2 separate regions of the Homo sapiens genome follow, and region 2 is linked to region 1. A link is an interaction called in ENCODE POLR2A ChIA-PET data of the cell type or tissue named here. Cell type or tissue: endothelial cell of umbilical vein. All regions are shown on one strand. Each heading gives the region's core, and the rest is flanking DNA. Links, peaks and the distances in the headings are about the cores only.

The links. Peaks named below come from ENCODE experiments on the same cell type or tissue, not always from the same donor. Only the 100,000 strongest peaks of a DNase experiment are listed, where the experiment ranks them.
Region 2: POLR2A ChIA-PET joins it to region 1 with 7 read pairs; 4 of 35 experiments call an interaction of 5 or more read pairs at or near these places.

Annotation. Positions count from the first base shown.
Region 1 is chr6:21,839,105-21,842,019 of GRCh38, reverse strand. The region is part of intron 4 of CASC15 (cancer susceptibility 15); the gene reads right to left. Among named protein-coding and RNA genes, the nearest start is that of CASC15, 170 kb to the right of the region's middle. In endothelial cell of umbilical vein, for the core only: no CTCF peak of the experiment used is centred there; a DNase peak (open chromatin) is centred at 1,439; H3K27ac peaks cover 2,445 bases.
Region 2 is chr6:21,675,283-21,678,197 of GRCh38, reverse strand. All of the region lies in intron 2 of CASC15 (cancer susceptibility 15), which reads right to left. Among named protein-coding and RNA genes, the nearest start is that of CASC15, 10 kb to the right of the region's middle. In endothelial cell of umbilical vein, for the core only: no CTCF peak of the experiment used is centred there; no DNase peak of the experiment used is centred there.

The DNA.
Region 1 (2,915 bases), core at 223-2,722:
TGTAAGCTATCTTGCATAGTGTCTTTTTTACTCTTTTTCATCTCAGGCTTTTGTTTTTTCATTCAGATCAATCCAATGTTATGTTTTCTTTTCATGTAATCTCTTGTGAAGAATGCAGAAGAATCCTGTATACCTCTGAAATTCATGAAGGAAAATTTAGGAAAGGAAAGTATGGCCAGGCGTGGTGGCTCACGCTTGTAATCTCAGCACTTTGAAAGGTTGAGGCGGGCTGATCACTTGAGGTTAAGAGTTCGCGACCAACCTGGCCAACATGGTGAAACCCCGTCTCTACTAAAAATACAAAAATTAGCTGGGCATGGTGGTGCACACCTGTAATCCCAGCTACTCAGGAGGCTGAGGCAGGAGAAAAACTTGAACCTAAGAGTCGGAGATTGCAGTGAGCCGAGATTACACCACTGCATTCCAGTCTGGGCAACAGAGCAAGGTTCCATCTCAAAAAAAGAAAAGAAAAGAAAAGAAAAAAATAAAAGTATGCATATGGAAATATGCATATTAGAACAATATCATAAAAAACAACTGTCTTTCTTTACCTGCCCCCAGCCCAAGTAAAATTTCCTATAATCCTCACCATCAAGAAAAGAGTAGGATTTGTGACAAATCAATAGTCAAATCAAATACAAGTATTAGTTTCATTGTTCATTTGAAATGTACAATGGAAACGAATAAAGCTTTGAGACTTTAGGAAAGAAAATTTGTTTTGTTTTGTTTGAGATGGAGTCTCTCTCTTTCACCAGGCTAGAGTGCAGTGGCTCACTGAAACCTCTGCCTCCCAGGTTCAAGTGATTCTCCTGCCTCAGCCTCCTGAGTAGCTGGAACTACAGGCATGTGCCACCACGCTTGGCTACTTTTTGTATTTTTAGTGGAGACGGGGTTTCACCACGTTGGCCAGGCTGGTCTCAAACTCCTGACCTCAAGTGATCCACCCGCCTCGGCTTCCCAAAGTAATGGGATCACAGGCATAAGCCACCACACCCGGCCTGAAAAGTTTTAAATCTCATTTAAAAGACTCATTTTTGCATGCCTCCAAAATTTTGTTAGGAAGGGAATAGGGGAGATGCATAGTTACTGTGAATCATTCATCTTCTTATAGACAACATATGATCAACTGCTACTCGTCATTACAGAAAGAAGACATAGAGAAGACAAACCAAAAGGGAAAATTATAGAAACAGAGTAAAGCCAAGGCCACAGAATAAAAAGAATATATGGATTAAAACATCCCTAAAGCATGGCCTTCTGTTCTAAGAAGTTTCCTCTAGTTTGACAAGAGGCAACTTTATCCCTGGTTCCTTGAATAAACAAGGGAAATTTGACCCATTTGCAAAGCTAGAAGAGTAGACATGTCTGGGCCTTACCATTTATCCAACATCCTGTCCCCCAAAACAGGAAGTGAATCACAGAGCTGAGGAACTACTTTATCATTTTCAAAGGAAAAAGACACAGAACTCGAGAGTTAACTTCTTATTCTGAAACAATATGCTTCGAGATAATCAAGTTATTCATTCTGTTTATAATGACCTAAATTGGTTCTTATAAACATTTCATCTAAGCAGTTTGCATCTCACTCAATATGATTTGGTTTCCATGTAAAAATAAGGTCTCATAATGGCAGCAGCAGATTCATATTCTCTCTCTTGTAGTCCGTTACCCGTATGTGTCAGCGGAGAACGTCTACAACATCAATTATGGCTGAGATTAAAGGAGGACATGGCTATGTCAGCATCATGGATTATGTTTTTGGCACACAGGAGGAAGACAGAAATAAATGAGTTTGAATGGAATATTATTCAACCCTGGAAAAGAAGGATAGCCTGCCATTTGCAACAACATGGATGGACCTAGAAGACATTAAGCTGAGTGAAACAAGCCAGACACAGAAGCACAAATATTGCATGATCCCACTTTTATAAGGAATCTGAAATATTCAAAGTGGTAGAACCAAAGAGTGGAAAGGTGGTTTCCAGAATAGTTGCTGGAGAAGGGAGAAATGGGGAGGAGTGATTCAAAAGGTACAAAGTGTTTATATGCAAGATGAATAAATTCTGGACAAAAGAGGGCCTCTAGTTAACAATAATGTTTTATTATACCTAACATTTTGCTAAGAAAATAGAACTTACGTTAAATGTTCTTACCACAAAAGTAAAAAAAATTTTAGAAATTTAAAAATAATTGTAGTGAGCCAAGATCGTGCCATTGCACTCCAGCCTGCGTGACATAGCAAGACTCCATCTCAAAAAAAAAAAGAAAACAAAAAGAAATTTAAAACTAAATCAATAAAAGCAGCAGAGGAAACTTCTGAAAGTGTTAAGTTTATGCCTTGATTGTCAAGGCTATACACTTCTCCCCGAATTCATCAAGTTCTACATGAAATACATAAAACATTTTTTTCTCAATAAAATGGTTAAAAAAAAAAAAGTGAGTCCTTTGACCAGCATGGTGAAGGCAGGTTAAAAAGCCCACTGATTTCCTAACATGCATACAGTGGTCCATAAATTTAATGTCCTAAAGCCAGCCTGGTTTCCCTGTTATCTGGGCTCTTTGGTTCTAACATTTTCTCTAATTATAGTTAAGCCACTAAATTTGGAGAAAAGACTAGGATATTAATTTCTTTCTTTTTTTTTTTCTTTTTTTTTTGGAGACAGAGTTTCACTCTTGTCACCCAGGCTGGAGTGCAATGGTGTGATCTTGCTCACTGCAACCTCCGCCTCCCGGGTTCAAGCGATTCTCCTCTCTCAGCCTCCCAAGTAGCTGGGATTACAAGTGCATGCCACCACACCTGGCTAATTTTTGTGTTTTTAATAGAGAAGGCGTTTCACCATGTTGGCCAGGCTGGTCTCAAACTCCTAAACTCAGGTGATCCACTCACCTCGGCCTCCCAAAGTGCTGGGATTACA
Region 2 (2,915 bases), core at 132-2,631, 160 kb after region 1:
CACACGATGCACCACTACACACCAATGAAAAGGATCAAACTACTGATACATGCTATGACACAGACTGATCTCATAAACTTTATGGTGAGCAAAAGAAGCCAGGCAAAAAGGCCACACTAATTGTAAGATTCCACCTCCATAAACTGTTCTGAAAATGTAGACATATATAGAGATAGAAACTAGTAGTTACCTGTGACTGGTGGATGGGAATAGAAATTGACCACAGTGGACACAAGGGATCTTTAGGGAATGATAGAAAGTTCTGGAAATGGGGCCGGGCGCAGTGGCTCACGCCTGTAATCCCAGCACTTTGGGAGGCCAAGGCGGGTGGATCACGAGGTCAGGAGATCAAGACCATTCTGGCTAACACGGTGAAACCCCGTCTCTACTAAAAATACAAAAAATTAGCCAGGCATGGTGGCAGGCACCTGTAGTCCCAGCTACTCGGGAGGCTGAGGCAGAAGAATGGCGTGGACCTGGGAGGTGGAGCTTGCAGTAAGCCAAGATCACGCCACTGCACTCCAGCCTGGGTGACAGAGCGAGACTCAGTCTCAAAAATAAATAAATAAATAAAATAAAAATAAAGTTCTGGAAATGGTGAAAGTAGTACAATTCTATAAGTCTCCCCACTCCAAAAATCATCAAATAGTATACTTAAACGTGTGCATGTGTGCGCGTGTGTTTGTATTCAGACAAATATTCGGCCGGGCAAGGTGGCTCACGCCTGTAATCCCAGCACTTTGAGAGGCCGAGGCGGGTGGACCATGAGGTCAGGAGTTCAAGATCAGCCTGGCCAAGATGGTGAAACCCTGTCTCTACTAAAAATACAAAAATTAGCTGGGTGTGGTGGCGGGCACTTGTAATCCCAGCTATTCAGGAGGCTGAGGCAGAGAATTACTTGAACCCAGGAGGCAGAGGCTTCAGTGAGCCAAGATCACGCCACCGCACTCCAGCCTGGGCGAGAGAGAGAGTGAGACTCCATCTCAAAAAAAAAGACAAATATTCACCGTTTCTTTCCTAGGTCCAGGTTACCAGCTGACCAGGAACCATGATGTTACTGATCTGCTGAATTAGCCAGTCCTGGAACAGCTATACTCTGAATTCCTTCAAGGTGAAATGAACGAAACAAAGAAAGAGGGAAGGAAGGAAGGAAGGGAAGGGAAAGGAAGGGAAGGGAAGGAAGGGAAGGAAGGGAAGGGAGGGAAGGGAGGAAGGAAGGAAGGAAGGAAGGGAAGGGAGGAAGGAAGGAGGGAAGGAAGGAAGGAAGGAAGGAAGGAAGGAAAGAAGGAAAAAAAAGAAAAAGAAAGAGAGAAAAGAAAAAGAAAAATCCTTACTTTTTAAGCCACTGTTAGTTGACTATTTTCTTACGTGAGGACAAATACATCCTGATTGATATAAACTAGACATGGTGTCACCCTATTCAGTGGTATATGATCCAGACACACATTTAATTTTGGAGGAAAAATCGAGTTTTGAAAATATGTATTTGTGGCTGGGAGCGGTGGCTCACTCCCGTAATCCCAGCACTTTGGGAGGCCAAGGCGGGCTGATTACCTGAGGTCAGGAGTTCGAGATTAGCCTGGCCAACATGGTGAAACCCCATCTCTACTAAAAACACAAAAGAAAAAAAAAACTAGCTGGGCGTGGTGACACACACCTGTAATCCCAGCTTACTCAGGAGGCTGAGGCAGGAGAATCTCTTGAGCCCAGGAAATGGAGGTTGCAGTGAGCCGAGATTCGTGCCACTGCATTACAGCCTGGGTGAGACTCTGTCTCAAAAAAAAAAAATGCATTTGTGGTAATGTACGTATGTTCAAACATTTCTAATTAGGTTTACAACTTTTGGGCTGTGAGGTACATTAAAATGACACGTAGAAGTTGTGCTGTTAAAACTCCATTTTAGGCTGGGCGTGGTGGCTCAGGCCTGTAATCCTAGCACTTGGAGAGGCCCAAGCGGGCAGAACACCTGAGGTCAGGGGTTCGAGACCAGCCTGGCCAACATGGCAAAACCTTGTCTTTACTAAAAATACAAAAATTAGCCAGGTGTGGCCAGGTGTGGTGGCTCATGCCTATAATCCCAGGACTTTGGGAGGCCAAGGCGGGCGGATCACAAGGTCAAGAGATCGAGACCAGCTGAGTGTGGTGGCTCACGCCTGTAATCCCAGCACTTTGGGAGGCCGAGACAGGCGGATCATGAGGTCAGGAGATGGAGACCATCCTGGCTAACACAGTGAAACCCCATCTCTAATAAAAATACAAAAAAAAAAAAATTAGCCGGGCGTGGTGGCGGGCATCTGTAGTCCCAGCTATTCGGGAGGCTGAGGCAGAATTGTTTGAACCCAGGAGGCTGAGGTTGCAGTGAGCCGAGATCACACCATTGCACTCCAGCCTGGGCGACAGAGTGAGACTCCGTCTCAAAAAAAAAAAAAAAAAAAAAAAAAAAAAACAACTGGCCGGGCACGGTGGCTCAAGCCTATAATCCCAGCACTTTGGGAGGCCGAGGTGGGTGGATCACAAGGTCAGGAGTTCAAGACCAGCCTGGCCAACATAGTGAAACTTTGTCTCTACTAAAAATACAAAAATTAGCTGGGCATGGTGGTGAGCACTTGTAATCCCAGCTACTTAGGAGGCTGAGGCAAGAGAATCGCTTGAACCAGGGAGGTGGAGGTTGCAGTGAGCTGAGATCACGCCACTGCACTCCAGCTTGGGCAACAGAGTGAGACTTCGTCTCAAAAAAAAAAAAAGAAAAGAAAAAGAAAGAAAACCCTCTTTCAATTTTAATATGAACTAGCACTTGTCACTCAGCCTAGCTCCCACCTACTCCCCTGCAGGGTCAGTAGGAATGAAATGCCTGGAACATCCCAAACACATTCCAGACTCCATCTTGTTTCATCCCTCCATGTTTCTGCATATCA